Regions from separate parts of the Mus musculus genome. Here region 1 is linked to region 2. Evidence: chromatin loops called from intact Hi-C (ENCODE). Cell type or tissue: heart. All regions are shown on one strand.

Region 1 (8,000 bases), 79 kb before region 2:
GATGACATAGCAAAGCAGAAAGATGTTTGGACAGGGCCTTGATTGCATTGGTGTGTGATAGTGTGAAGGAGCAAAATATCCTTGTGAAGAAGTTGAGCAAGTGTTAAACAACTTAGTTATTTGCATAAAGGTAATAGTTAAAGCCATGGCCAAGGGACAGATAAAGATTGAGATAAAGACAGGCAAAGCAAAGATGACACAAGGGGAGAAAGCAGCAGAGATGCAGACACACAAGAAGGACACAGAGAACGGATGCACACAAAAACTGCATGGAGGAAAACACTGTCCTTCCGTTTTAAAGATCTCCTGGGGTACCACTGTCAAGACAATATCACAGTGTCATGTGAACTTACTCAAGGAAATCCACTGGAGCCTTCAAGAGGAAGACCCTAAAGGGAAGAAATCTGAGATGCCCTGCTCTGAAAGTTAGGCCTCATATAAGATCTGAACTAAATCTCAGCTTCATATACATGTTCCACAGGCCTGGGCTCTGTGCTTCTAGCCCAGGAAGAGACTCCCATTCATAAAAACAGAGGCGCACTTAAAAGTTGGTTGCAACTTTGTCAGCCTTTATTTTCTACACCACTTCATAAAATAATTTATCATGTCTTGCTGATGCATGTTTGAATATACATAGACAGACAAACAGATGGACAGACAGACAGACAGACAGAATCACATACACAGACATACAGTTTTCCACCTTTTCTGACCTGGTACCCTTGTAATACTTCTCAGACAAGAAGGAGTTTTCTATTTCAAATGCAATCCCTGTACTATTGAGAACAGTATATTAAACAGCAAGAAGTGTTCAAGTGCAGCCTCACACCCTGAAATCACAATAGGACCGTCAGAAGGTATGACATTAGGCATTGGTATCTTGCTGCCCTGCACATCCCGTTAGCAGGCTCCTGTTGGGGTTTCTACATTTACTTCAGAGGATGATTGCCCCAAAATACTCAGAAATTTTCAGAGCTGTATTCCTAACAAAACCAGCCCCAATCCCGTTTTATCTGTAACAACCGCCCCAAGAAAATCATTGATATGAATGAATAGAACAAGTCTTTATGTTTGTGGGAGACAGACAGACCAAGCCTAATAAGACTGAGAGAAAAAAAGTAACAGGAACATGGCTTGTTCTTCATAGTTACATATTTAGGAGCAGGAGAAGAGCGTTCCTTTGACAGTGCCTGGGCCCGACAGAAGGGTGCTGCTCATCACGGCTGTGCCACAGGATGAATATGCAGCAGCCCTGTGAGAGGAGATCTTGCTCTCTGGAATGCTAGAGATAAACACCCAGCCCTTTACTCTTCCTCTGCCTTGTGCTTCGAGCCCTTCCCAGTTCTCTGTGAGTGGCAAGTGAGATGAGGGAGTGCATCAGGCCCTTCTTGTCTAGGTCCTTCAGCAAAAGCAACCTCTCTTGAAGACATAAAATACAAGCACCTCCGAGACACGTTTTACTCCTAGCTGGCAACACCCCCAGAATATGTGCCTGATAGATTTGGCAGTGAGACCAGAGTGCAAAACCCTACTTCAGTCTCTAGGCTCATGTGCTCCTCCTTGCAGACTGTTTACTTAGGAGCAATATTTATAACAAGGATGGTTTGAGCAAAATCCAAGGAGCAGGAGACCAAATCTGAACTAGCTTTTCTCCTCTGATCTGGAAAAGATAATATTTCAACCTCAGTCTTTGCTAATGGAGATGTTGGACTCAAAAGGTCCTTACTTCAACTATAGAAAGCATACCCGGCTATCTGTGATTTTCCTTTTAAAATGAAATGATTAGGGTTGGAGGTGGCTCAGCTGTTAAGAGCACACACTGCCTTCAGATGCTCTGAGGTAGGTTCCTAGCACTCACGTCACGTGACTCACAACCTTCTTTATCTCCATTTCCAGGGTAACTGGTGCCCTCTTTTGGTCTCCAAGGTCACTGCACTCAGACATACCCACACACAGACACACATGTGCACATAATTAAAAATAAATGAACCATTTTTTAAAGAGACTAACAATACAATTTATACAAACCTGACTAAAGGAGTCAATGAATTCATAAATCATTTCCTGAGGCCACTATAAATTTGGGGTAGAGAAGAAAAGAACTGTTAAGTGTAAGAATTGTAAAAATAAATACATAAGGTCATACAGTCGACTTTTATTTCTCCATACTACAGTTCTCTGAGGACTGCTTACATCTTCTGCCATGGAAAATAAATCCATAAATAGACATTCTGAGATTTGAGAGTACCTGGGGATAATGATTTTACAGAACATTTTATAGGACAGAAAGTACTAAAAAAATATGGGTTGGTTTTGTAGTATGAATTCTGTCCTTCCTCTGGTTGTGAATATAAACAGTTATTGCAATAGTCTTTAAGTTTTATATTTACAATGAGGCAAAAACGAGCTGAAATTATATGATACTATAATGAATATGGTACTAAATCTTAAACACATTTTTTCTATGATTTTTTTTTTGAGACAGGGTCTTACTTTGAAGCCCAGGCTGAACTACAACATGCAGATTTCCTACAGACTTCAGTGTGATAGAATTCCTATCATACCTAGCTTTATACAAAGCAGTCTCGAACACTTCCAAACCTTCCCCCTCACAATGAGGTTAAGAGAATGGACTGGAAGTTCATGTGATTCAACAGTATATCATCAAACTGCCCACTCCAGTGGCAATCTTTCTCATCTCCATGAAAGTGTATAGTTTTAAAAACTCTTACACACCATGATTTCATCATGTTAGTCCCATTGATTTACTAAACGACTATGTGTTGTAGGGTTGAAAGTAACAAGAGACAGGTTATGCAGGTAACAGATGGAAGAGTCACAACCAGAGCCTACAAGTCCTGACTCCTAGACAAGTGTTCCTTTCACTGTGCCAGGCAGTTGAAAATTCTCAGCCTTATCAGATGCTTCTCATCGCTTCCCTTGAAAAAAACCACACAAGACAGCATGATGCTATCTGGCCTGTCACTGTCGATATCTCCATATGTGAGGGGGGAGGAGCAAAGAGAGAGAGAGAAATGTTTCTGCAGAGATTTCGATTTTGCAGAGATAGGATACAACTTGCTTCCCATCCAAAGATCTTGAGCAATTAACGAGACTATTGTCCACAAGTTGGTGCAGGGTTTAGCAATGAGATGGTAGCTGTTTGGCTGCTTCCCCTCTCACTCAAGGTCTCGAGGGACAAAACAGGAAACAGGGCCTTGTTCTGGCCAAAGCTGGATTCCTGTCCTGGCCCTGGACAGGCCATGTCTTCTCCAAGCTCCACTGCAGCTTGGTAAGAAGGCTAGTAACTACCACTTCGCCCAATTCTCAGACCTGCTTTAAGAGTTATTCCAGTGAAGGAATAACTGCATTTCTTGAAAATCATTTGTATCAAATGGCTCACGCATATACAGGGCTGTTACTAATGTGGTTAAGAGAGCACCAAGAACGATGGTTTAAAGGACTGCCTTCTGCTGAAAGCCACAAGGGCAGCCTTCGCTCCGAATTGTACTTTGCTTTTCCACACCAATCTCTAGAAGAAGAAGAAAAACGGTGACAGAGCTCCTCTGTTGTATTTGTTTTTCTTGTTTTTCTGAGGTAGGGTCTCATTCTGTAAAACAAGGCTGGCTTCCCCCCCCCCCCGAGGTGCCGGCATTAGAGGTGTGTGCCACCATGCACTTTAGGGGAAAGCATCACATTGCACAGGCTTGAGGAAGAGTGGAATGAACCGAGGCAACAGGCTGCCATAGTTACTTTCTTGTTGCTACAGAAAATACCCTGACAAAAACAACTGGAGGGAGGGAGATGTGGGTTATTTTCAGCTCCAGGGGACACTGTCTACCCTGGCAGGGAGGACAGGGCAGCTGGCAGCAGAGGTGCCAAGGTAGGAGTGAGAGGCTGGTTGGTCACCATGCATCCACACTCAGGAAGCAGAAGTGAATAGGAAGTGGAGCTGAGTTACGAGGCCTTTCCCCTGTGAGCCATTTCCTGCAGAGAAGCCCTGCCTCCTGAAGATTCCACAGCCTTCTCCGACACCACCACCAGCTGGAGAGCAAGTGTTCAAATATCTGAGCCTAGGGGTAAATTTCTCATCCAAAGCACTGCTTGAAACACACATAGTTTCTCTTAAAAATGTTTAGGGAAGAAACCTTCCTCTCCTGAGCCCATCACATGTCTGGGTACTGAGAGCCAGTTTATTATTCTGTGCTTACCGTTCACAGTGAAAATGACTAATATTCATCAGCTGCTAAGTACTGTGTTTCCTCTCCTAAAGTCAGGTACGTGGAAGGGAGCAGAGACTGTTAGTCAGCTTTCCATTGCTATAGCAAATAACTGAGCTGATCCAGTTTTTATTAAATAAGGGGTTTGAGATATTTTGGTCAGAATGGGAACTTTCATTCATATTGCAAGTGTACTGGGTGGTACTGCTAGACTGTGCACCTTGTGGTTGCAGAAGCAAAAGAGATGGGGGAGACGGGGACCACACAGCTCCCTCGGAGGACATCTCAGGGACAAAAAACAAGCATCTCCTACTACGTTCGTTCTATCACCTCCCAATAATTGGGGAGCAGAATTATAACACATGCGCCTTTGAGGACACTCAAGATCAGGTGTGTGTGGCTTTGTGAGGGCCCAAGACTTTTTTCATGCTGGGTAATCTATTACTAAGTTCACTCCCAGGTCCGGAGACTCTCAAGATCTTATCCAACGGATACCTGCAGAATGGTGGAGACATATGGAACCTTAAATCTATGGAGATGACTTGATTAATTCTTGCACAAATCGCTTATTGGAACCCACTGTCTTACTCCTTACTTTCCAGCCCACATCCTGTTCTTTCTCATCCATTGTTCTTGGCTTAGTGGAGGCTCATCCAACACTCACTATGTACGCATTCATGTACAGTGGACACTGATTCTCTCCTTCTCAATAAGTGTCCTACACAATGCTATGAGGTTTTGTCTCTCTGTGTGCAATCATTGGATGTAGTTTGAGACCTCTAGTGATGTTCCTCAGCATCCACCCAACAGCATACGTTCTAAAACTAGCTCCTCCACGAGGTTGTTTAATGGGCTGTAGCACTGAGACTGGCAGCACATATACGTTTTTACTCAGTCCTTCAGTCATGAAATAACTCAGGCCTCAGGAGCCCATCACTTCAGTCACTGTCTTCTTCCTTCACAAGAAGTCCAGAATGCTACTCAGTACAGTTGTGCAGTTAGGTGTTTGAAAAAAAATTGTCAGTACGGTATGGAAAGCTGCCTCCTTCCAACAAGCCTCCTGTTTCCACATCTATAATAAGACAGCAAGGCTCACATAATAACTCACTCAACCCCCAAGAAATGTAATTTAAGAGAAGCATGGTTTTCAGAGGAGCAACAGGGAGCTGGAGATTATGATTAAATGACAGGACAATGACCTCCTTCTAATTTGAAAGTGATCGCTATGCTCATTGTTTGAGTCTAAAAAGTACAAAATGTGTACAAGAAAGTGTGTGTGTGTGTGTGCGCGCGCGCGCGTGCGTGTGAGTGTGCACTCTCACATTCTTGCACTTGCATGTGTATTTGTGCATGGGAAACACCAAGATTGATGTCAGGTGTCTCTCTCAATCACTGTCCCATCCTGCTTTTTGAGACAGGGTCTCCCACTGAACCTGGGGCTGGCCTGTGAGCCCTGGGATCCTCCTGAGCCTGACTCTAGCTCAGAGATTACAGGCACACAGTATCACAGCAGGCTTTCTACATTGGTGCTGAGAATCTGAACTCTTACAGAGCAAGCATCACACCAACTAAGCTACCCCCTCAGCCCTCAAATATTAGAATTTTGAGCAGCAACCTTCCCACTAACTCTCAAGTTTCCCCAGATAAAAAATGAAAAAATTTTGTACCTTTGGAGAAAGCCATATATCGTTATGAATATTCTCAGTCTCTTCAAACTAAAACCCATAATGATATTTGTTAAGAGAGCGATGACCACGGATTGGTATGGGATTCTGTTTCTTGTTGGAGGACTGACCATCAGACTCTTCTCTCCTTGACTGCCCAGGAAGCTTTTCCCAGTTAGGCATATTTAGCTGAACCATATTATCAGGCCACAGGAAGAATTCCATTTGTCAGCAGTTTTAAACTTTGCCAAATAAAGGCTTATTGGCAAATGATGGTGAGCATTCTGCTAATGGCCAGACTTTAGAAAATACACACCCTGCTGAGTCTTATTCAAGACATGGTTCTATTGAAATAAAAGGGGGTGACAATGGCTCCTTTCAAACACTAGAGACCCTTTGCATTCCAATAAAAGTTTAAATTAATGTTTTAAAAGGTTACTGCTATTTTTTCCCACTTAGCTGCCATCATGTATGAGTCCTATTTAGACATGACCCTACATTATTTTACTATTTCTTTCTGCACAAAACTAGTGTTTGATTACATTAGATCATCAGTGTCTGGCTTTCATTAGACAAACCTGAAATACCCTATTATTAAGATTAAACAGAAAAAAATTGTTGTTTTCTTATTCGAAACCTATTATTTTGAGGCTGCACTGACCAAGGGAAGAGAAATCTACACAAAACCTGACCTAGAGATGCTCTGGGGGGAGCATCACAGCTGCCCCTGCAGTGACTGGGTGGCTCTTCCCTAGGACATGGAGAAGAGGCGATGGAGATGAGCCTGCACATCTTTCATGTTTGCAGTTCCTGCTTTGTTCTGAGACAGCTTTGAAAGGGAAAGTGCGCTTCTGCTTTGTAATGCCAGCTACGAACATCCCGAAGCTGGAATGGAGCAGCTTGGAGCTGGAGGCTCTAAAGTCTGGCAGCTCCCGTAGCTCAAGCTTAACCTGTGTCTTCTCACTGGGATTTTCAAACCTATGCTGAAGCAAGTGGTGGACATTGCTCCGGTCACACCAACAAATGGGCAAGCGGGCAGCAGCACATGAAGATGACCTTCATGGACCCAGGCTTCCCTAATGGTCTCATCATACACAGTGGTGAACACTCCAGCCTCTGCAGACTTCACCCGGGGGAACTAGAAATCCTCTAGGGCGTGGGGCTGGAGAGATGGCTCAGACATCAAGAGTACTTGTTGCTCTTATGGAGGACCTGGCTTTGAGCACTAGCACCCACATGGTAGGTCACAGCCATCTGTAGCCCCAGTCCTAAGGAATCTCATGCCTTCTTCTGCCTTCTGCAGGGACCAGGCACATATGTGATATACAGGCATAAATACAGACAAAACAACATTGATACACATAAAATAATTTAACTTATTAATTAAGAAAGAAATTATCTAGGAGAATTTCATATGTGATGGTTTACATTTTCAACTTGATACAACCTAGAATCATTGGGGTGGAGTCTCAACTAGGGATTGTCTACATTGACTTGGTTGTGGGCATGTCTGTGAGAGGTTGTCTTAATTGAGTACCGTTATATGGAAAGGTCCATCTGTATGGGCTGCACCATTCCCAAGGCAGAGGGTCTTGACCCTTATCAAAGTGCAGACATTTGAACTGAGCAGAAGCAAGCAAGCAAGAGAGCAAACATGTATGCATTCATCTCTCCCCTCCTTGACTGTAAATGTGATATGACCAGCTATATTAAGTTCCTGACGCTGTGACTTCTCAGAAATGATTAACTGCTTGTTGTCCAAGCATTTTTATCACAGCAACAGAAATGACACTAAGACAGGCCTTTACCTCTGGATTATCTTATGGGTTTTTTGTAGCTCAGAAGTCATCTCTCCAAGAAACCTACCCCAGCATGCCAAAGAAGAGGCAGGTACCCATCCTGTGTGCTGGAACCCCTTTACTGTGTTTACATACTTGTTAGTCTCCCGTGTAGATCATGAGATATAATATAATATACATAATGCAGTTTCAGATCTTCTCATTGTAGCATTTGCCATGCCTACCACAAGGCATGCTAACACTGTAAGTCTTGAGAAAATGTTTACTAAGTATTTCATCAGGCTAGCTATCTTTGTTCCCCCATCATGTTGGCCAGC
Region 2 (8,000 bases):
AGGGAGATGTCAGGTCAAAGGTCTTGGTTCTGTGCAATGCAGTTTATTAGCATGGGACCAACAGCTCATGTTCCACTGATGCTGAAGCAGGCAGTCGCTGTTGCATTTATTTATTTTTTTAGATATTTTCTTTATTTACATTTCAAATGTTATCCCCTTTTCTGGTTTCCCCTCCGAAAACCTCCTATCTTACCCCCTCCCCCTGCTCACTAACTCACCCACTCCCACTTCCCTGTCCTGGCATTTCCCTACACTGGGACATCGAGCCTTCACAAGACGAAGGACTTCTTCTCTCATTGATGTCCCACAGGCCATCCTCTGCAACATATGGGACTGAAGCCTTGAGTCCATCTTTGTGTGCTCTTTGGTTGGTGGTTGAGTCCCTGAGAGCTCTGGGGTACTGGCTTTTGCATTTAGAAGATAAGGAAGAGGCATGTTTGCTGTGACCATGGATGGGAAGCTGTTCAAAAATACTAGCTAAGAGCAACTGTAAAGCTGGTGTGCTCTGTTCAAGAGTCTTCAGGAGCACTGACAGTCATGCTGCTAGCTTTTCGAGGAGAAAGGACATCTAGTTCTGTTTGCTGCACTGAGATGAGGGCTCGACCCTCCGAGGTCATTGGCCTAAAGGTAGAAACACAGATAGAGGTTTGGATGAATGAGTGAGTGTACAGCAAACTGAATAGACTGGTGGTAGAAAGAGGAATGTATGGTAACAAGGTCATTTTGACTTATGTTGCATTCAGAAGGTATCTAAGGTCCTGAATCAGGATGTCACTCCTAGAGTGTTAGCTTCAAAAAAAATCCTTTAATTCATTTATAGGTGAGGGCTTATAGGTACAGTGCGTGTCTGGCATGTGTGGGCCAGCATCACATAAACAAGGCTTGTTAACCTGCAACCCCAGCACTTGGGAGGTGGAGGCAGGGGGATTAGAAGGTCAAGATAATCCTCAGTGACATAGGAAGTTTAAAGCCTGCCTGGGCTACATGAGACCCTATCTCAAAAGCAAACTCACAAATTTGAGAGGTGGAAAAACAGAAAAATTCAGGACAGTAGAGAGATGCTGAAAGCAGAGTAATTATGGGCATGTATCTGAATTGGGCATGCAAAATATAAAATAAAATAAGGATCACAGTCTAGCATCATCCCACCACCTGGGTTATCTCTGCCAATCTTACACCAGTGAGATTCATTTCTCTCACATGTAAACTGAAGGGTAACTTTAGTTGGTTCTGTAATGTCCCTCCCAGTCCCAACAGACTACGGGTGTCTAATAGAATGATCCCATTTCTCTGCTGTATCTGGTACACAATGGCATGCTGAAGATGTAGATGCACACACCAAATGGCATACTTCATCTCCAGCACACTTGCTAGGGCAGGGCAGGGCTCTCTGAGAGCACTGCAGGGGAAGTGGCTTGTCCATGGTATCCAGTCCTTTTATGGAATGGGAAGCTTTGTGCCTCCCACGTGTAGGTCTCAGCAGATTGTGAATGGATGGTAGCCTACACATATGCAAATGAGAACTGGAAAATAATTAAATCTGAGGGGAGAATAAAGTAGACTTGTGAATAAACAAAGGAAATGTGTGTCTCCAGAAGCCAAGAGGTCAAAGATACATTCTACAGGTTCTGTACACACTCAGCCTTAAGTTCAAATGTTCTAAGTCCACACTTCTGAGGAAATATATTGTGTGTTTGACTGTGACTGAGGCAGGAGATGTCAGGCAACTCAAAATTCCAGTCTTAGAAATATCCTTGGAGCTGGGCGGTGGTGGTGCATGCCTTTAATCCCAGCATTCGGGAGGCAGAGGCAGGTGGATTTCTGAGTTTGAGGCCAGCCTGGTCTACAAAGTGAGTTCCAGGACAGCCAGGGCTATACAGAGAAACCCTATCTCGAAAAACAAAAACAAACAAACAAACAACAAAAAAAGAAATATCCTTGGACCCTGCTGCGTGTAAAAAAGGAAGTGGTCAAAGTGCACATGATTCTCAAGCGTTAACATTATTAACGTTTAAGACAAAATGTATTTCCTTTCTGGGGCTTTGACTTCCAAACCAGAGCTTCTATTGTATTCTTAGAAAACAACCATCCAAATGAGAGGCTCAAAGGATTCCGAGATAGTTTCATGTGCAGTGCCTTCCCCACGGTTCCATTTTGATGGGCCAGCACTGGTCCCCACTTCTCCAAGCCTCTACCACCCAGTCTTCAGACTCTCACTTATGTGTGAATGTGAGGAGGGAGCTTCATCATAACCATGTGGAAAACACAGCAATCATTTGCTCCCACCCTCTTATGTGACCAGAATGGAAACTTTATGTCCAGGGTGAGAAAGTGATTCATAGAAAGTCACACAGCAAGCCGCACATTCTCTCCATTTCTAAGCCCTCTCTCTCCTCAAAGGCACACTGATCTCTGACAATACAAAACACGGGTACCAGAGTGTTAAACAAAGAAGCTCTAATGCGGTTCCTTTTTCCCTTTTTCAAATGAGCCGGTTTCACCTTTTCACTTTGAGGCCTTTGTCTTGTCAGCATCTTTCAGGGAGATGACTTACGGCACAAAGATGCGACTTTGCATTGTCTTAGCAGAAGCAATCCTTTCAGTGTAAGCCTGCATTTCCTTTGGAGGTTGACTCCAATTCACAGAATACAGCCTGAGAATTGATGTTTACTAAGTTGGCTGTTTAAATCATGTTCAGCGCTTGGTTGCACAGGCTGTTCCTTTGTCTCTGTCTCTGCTGCACTCGCCTTCCTCTTTGTGCTTGACACAAAAGGATGGGGCCCCTGGCTCATCTGGATAGGGATCAGTGTGTTCATGTGTAAGCTTTTCAAAGCTATGGAGCAAAGGTGTCGTGAAACATTAGAAGTCATTCAATCACATTCCGTATCCGTCTCCTCACATCCGTGAGAAGGCATCTGTCATGGGGCTGTGTCCTTGCTTCTTGGAGGAGCTGGCTCCGATTTGAAAATGTTATACTGTGCTGCCTTTGCCTGTCTCTCTTTGGTGGGAGGTTTGAGATTAGCACACACACCCACCACTCTGACACTAAGATTGCTCTCTTATCTCACTTAGTAAAATAACTGAAACTGATAGTTGTCCGTTTGGGAGATTCATCAGGATTTATTCTAATTCTATTTCCCTTACAAATTACTGAGGTCTACAGGTATGGACAGAGAATAGCTCTCACCATGCAGTAGCTGTATTTTCTACCCTCAGTGTTCCAGAAGCCCTTTCTTGGTAGTGAGTGGAGAAGTCGATGAAGAGAGAGGCTTCTATGTGTCTATTCCCTGCTTGCCATACTATGGAAATGGAATTTTTGAGTTTTGGAGCAGATGCCATCTGCTGGATATTCAAGATACTACAACACAAATTTATAGGGCCAGAAAACACAATGAACAGCCTGATAGCTAAATTAAGTAAACTCTACTTCCATGGCCCCAGGTAGATTGGAAACTCTCTAACCGTAAAGTGTCAATATTTGAACTTTATTTTTCGGATTAGAATCAATCTTGTCTTTGCTATCTGTGCTCAGTGTTAGATCCCAGAATTTGTCATTTAGTTTGAAGGCATGGGAACACAGGTAAAATTCCTGCTCCTGTTTCAAGAAGGAATAAATCCACAAAGATGCACTCAAAGGCTTCTAAAATTAAAGCTAGGGGCAATGTAAAAAAATAGAGAGAGCGAATGTGGGGAGGGGGAATGGGCTTCTGTGGGCATAAAGGGCAAACATAAAAGTGAAACAATGTGTAAAACATCAATACAGGCTAAGCAGAGGTTCCTTCCTCTGAGACTTGAACTCCATTTTCTCCACACTGCTCCTGTTAGGGAACTATATGATAAAGCCTTTGTAGATCTGTCTTAGAATTTTCTATTATAGTCATATTGGCTGGAATACCTGTTAAGCCTGGCCCCGCCTTGGGTTTCCTTAGCTGGTTGAATAAATCATTTCACGTTTTGGAGACTCAATCTTCCCACTTGTTAGACATGAAGATAAATGTTACTGTCTGAATGTAAACTGCTAAAAATGTAATTTAAAAAAAGAAAACAGAGCCAGGAAAAAATGTTTAACTGGTAAGGACCCGAGCTAGAACCCACAGGAAAAGCTAGGCATGGTGGCATACTCTTAGGATGCCAGGGCTACAGAGGCAGAGACAGATGGATCTCTAGTCAGCCAGGTTCACCAGATCAGGAAACTCCAGGTTCACAGAGCAAAACAGTCACACTCAGGAACACACACACACACACACACACACACGTGAATTTTAAATATCAGACACTAATTATTTGTCTTTCCTGGGCAGCATCCCTCTAACATATACCTGAGTTGAGTTACAGCTTAGAATTAGATTTGAGCAGGATGGTATTTCTCCATGTTCAGAAGAATGGCCTGAAAAAAATGAAGTGAGGAACTATGGCCTGCATCTGGCTACAAAGGCTCATGGGGTGGGTGAATCTGTCACAGGGAAATGTTGGGAGACCTACGTGTTGCTACTATAGTTCCTTTTTAAAAGGGACCTTATGATAGGATATAAAATTGTAAAATCAACACCATACATTTCTTCTGTGAGGAGACCTTAAAAGCAGGGCACCAAGCTCTGTCTCTGCTTCCACTTTAAAAACACACATGTATGCCCAAAAGGAGGCAAGGAGTTAACAAAATGCAGACAGATGCAGAAGGGAAGGGAAGATGCCCACAAGCACACTGATGGCCTATCCACGTGACTTACGCTGTGTCACTGCTAATGAAGATGCTCCCTTTACTTCCATTCTGGTTATAAACGGAGGCACATTACATAACTGCCCCTGTGATGTAATAGGAGCCTAGGTACACAGAAAAACTTCTAGCTCATCCTCTGCCATGTTGGCCCTGCCTCCATCCCTCTAGCACCCTCTATTTCCAGACACACACACACACACACACACACACACACTGCCCAGCCCCAAAGGACATACTGCTGCTGATTATTTATAATAACTCTCTCTGCTCTTGGCAGAACATACAACAGCTGGTGGTCTATTCTTTGCCACAGAGACCAACCTGCCTCTGCCCTGGAAGATGGCAAGAGTCAAGCAGAGCGATTTATAATTGTGTCCCAGCACCTCAATTTTGTATTATGTTTATTTATATCGTTTCTTTTTCTGAGATAATCAGCATTCCTCTTTGGGAGGATTCTCATTGGAGAAGCCTCTAGTATAGCCATCCGTGGTTTTCTTCATTGAGTAAGACATCTTAGAACTCCAAGCTAGAGGAAGTGGTGACCAATTCTTTTATGAGAGTTTTAGAATCAACGTTCTACGTTTTATTGAAAGGGTGAATATGTTGTGTCAGTTAAATGATAAATGACTTTGAGTATCTCATGGAATACATCTTGTCTTCATGGGTTTTCTGTGCTCACAACAGCACAGGACCTGCGTGACTAGGGTTCATCAGCTGGCCAGAATAGACAGTTATGTGGAGTTCTACTTTGCTCTGTCAGGAACCACCTTGTATTAGGTTAAGCTTCAAGTTCCATCCTAGGGAAAGCAGAGAAGAAAGCCATCTCATAAGACCTTTTAGCAAAGAGAGTCAAGTAGGCTCTGGAGCTACAGAGAGACCCAAGCAGCCATGGAAGTCAGTATGGTCAGCACCGCGGGTCTTGTAAGTGTTGGAAGACACTTAGAACATGGAAAATGCATCTAAGACCACACAGCCAGACAAGATTCTCACTATCAAAGTGATGTCATGCAAAGCAGCCTTCAGTTAGGCTGGCCACAGGTCAGAGCCATGGTCAGGAAAACTGGGAAAAGGCAGAGTGGGATGGTTGTACCTGAGGTTTTAGAGTATGGCAAACAGGAGACCCATTCCTGACCAGCTTGTTTATTTCTGTATGAGCATAGCTTGTTAAGTATAAATAATGGGGAATTTCAATTTCATGTGTAGAAAGAAATTCTTAACATCTGACACTGTCCATGTAGTGTGTACTTCTTGGTGGCGGGGGGGGGGGGTGGTATTCTAAGGCATGGAAAGTTTCCTAGTGTGTGCTGCCAAGTCTGTTGTGAGTATACCGATGACCCCAATCCTGGGCCTAGGTGATGCCTCTGGGACCTTTCTCTCGGCAGTCACTGAGAAGATGCTTCTGAGAGACACATAAAAACTGCACTGAATAATGAAGGGACTGAGAAGTCTTTCTGAGAGTTGGAGGTGGCTTGCTGCTGCTGTTGTTTTGTGGTACAGAGCATGATGGATACCTTGTCAGCTGGACACCTAGGAGGTGTGCCTCTGGACACATCTGTGAGAAATGCTTATATTAAGTTAGCCTTTGAGAGTAGCCCAGTGGAGTTGTCTTGACTATATTGGTTGACGCAAGAGACCCATCCTAATTGTGAGTGGAACCATTGGCTGGGCAGGAAATTCTGGGTTGTAGAAGAGTGAAGAAAGAGAGGAGACCACTAACGTGCATACATTGATCCTTGTTCTCTACTCCCGAGGTGTATGTAATGTGATAAGGTGCTTGAATTTCCTGGTGCTTTAACTTTTTCCACAGTGATGGTCTATGATGGAAACTACTAGTTATACTAGTTATACTAGTTATACTAGTTATACTAGTTAAACAACCCTTGTTCCACTGAACTGCTTTTGTCCAAGTACTTTATCTCAGCAACAGGAAGGAAATGTAAGACACTGATCCTAGGGATTCAGTTGATCCACTCTAGACTGAGCCACATCCCCACGTGTGTGTGTGTGTGTGTGTGTGTGTGTGTGTGTGTGTGTGTGTGTGTGTACATGCGCCTGCTTAAAATCAATATGTCAAGAAAGAAAACCATTACACCCTGTTCTTGCAATGTGTTTAGGACACAGTAAGCTTATGTAAGTAAGATTGTTGTCAGTTCACATACATTGCGTGAATATAAAATACCAATAAGCTCACATCAGCTTGGTGAGCTAGACACCTCAGGGTTAGAAAAGGATGCTGGTGAACTTAGGAAGAGAGTAGCTATAATTTCCTCTTGGGGGTGAGGCACAGGACTGATACCCAGTTAAACCTCGGTAAACCTTGTCCCTTTCCTACCCTTTGGTGGCTCCCTGGTTTCCCTGATGCTCCCACTTGACTGAGTCTTAAAACATTATAATGTGGACCATAAGAAAGAGTTGACATGAGAGCATTCGCAGAAACATCCCTCAGCGTGAGCCTATGCTAAAGGCATAGCACATTAAAAAGCAGGTTTCGATAACTGTCTGGGTATGAAGAGACCACTGAAAAGGCCACTGTGAGGCAGTTTCCCTGTACCTCAACTCAGAGGCTGTAATAGATGCATACAGACATCAAGACTTCACAGAATTTTTGGCAATGATTAAATTAGATGATGTATATACGCTTAATACAGTAAGTATCCTGCAGTTAATAAATATTATCTGCTATAAGTAGTAACACTCTGTGTTATTACTGTCTGTTTCTGTTCCTTTCAAAGGACTGTATGAGAAAAGAGGCCTTGATTGGTTCTATCTAGTATCCTATGGCTTTGGCATATCGTATGCTCTAATTAGTTGTTGGACAGATGGGTGGGTGTAAGGATATTCGGATACATGGATGAATGAATGGATAGATGGATTCATAGATAGATTGGTGGATGGATATCTGGGTAAACGGGTAAATGTATGGATTCTTGGGTACAAGGATGAATGAGTGGATGAGTTTAACTTAATGGATAAAGCACTACAGAAATCTCAATATGTAAGGTCCTTCCCAAATTACTGCCTCACATGCAACATGATGGTAATCAAGACGCTGCATCCATCTGCAGTGTCCAGCAAGGGAGTTCATTGGGCTCAAGTAAATGTTTATATTCACAAGACTGTTGCACCCATTTTTGACACCAGCCTTTTTAGAAGGACAAGCATAGAAACTGTAGAGTCTAGGACAGAAACATCAGATGCTCGCCTATAGTTAAAACTCTGAAAGTTCTTAGGCCAGAGAATAAAGCCCATATGGGGCAAGGAAAGGACCTGGCTTTTAAGAAAG

The links. Hi-C counts contacts between places; a loop is a spot of excess contacts. Peaks named below come from ENCODE experiments on the same cell type or tissue, not always from the same donor. Only the 100,000 strongest peaks of a DNase experiment are listed, where the experiment ranks them.
Region 1: a loop joins it to region 2, with 4 times the contacts of the local background. A loop is called at or near these places in 5 of 42 quality-filtered maps.

The regions. Positions count from the first base shown.
Region 1 is chr9:13,571,178-13,579,177 of GRCm38, forward strand. The region is part of intron 1 of Maml2 (mastermind like transcriptional coactivator 2); the gene reads left to right. Among named protein-coding and RNA genes, the nearest start is that of Gm51666, 35 kb to the right of the region's middle. In heart, CTCF peaks have their summits at 1,945 (motif pointing left) and 4,032; DNase peaks (open chromatin) are centred at 3,204 and 3,924; H3K27ac peaks cover 1,151 bases.
Region 2 is chr9:13,649,833-13,657,832 of GRCm38, forward strand. The region is part of intron 2 of Maml2 (mastermind like transcriptional coactivator 2); the gene reads left to right. Among named protein-coding and RNA genes, the nearest start is that of Gm51666, 43 kb to the left of the region's middle. In heart, a CTCF peak has its summit at 3,355 (motif pointing left); no DNase peak of the experiment used is centred here; H3K27ac peaks cover 365 bases.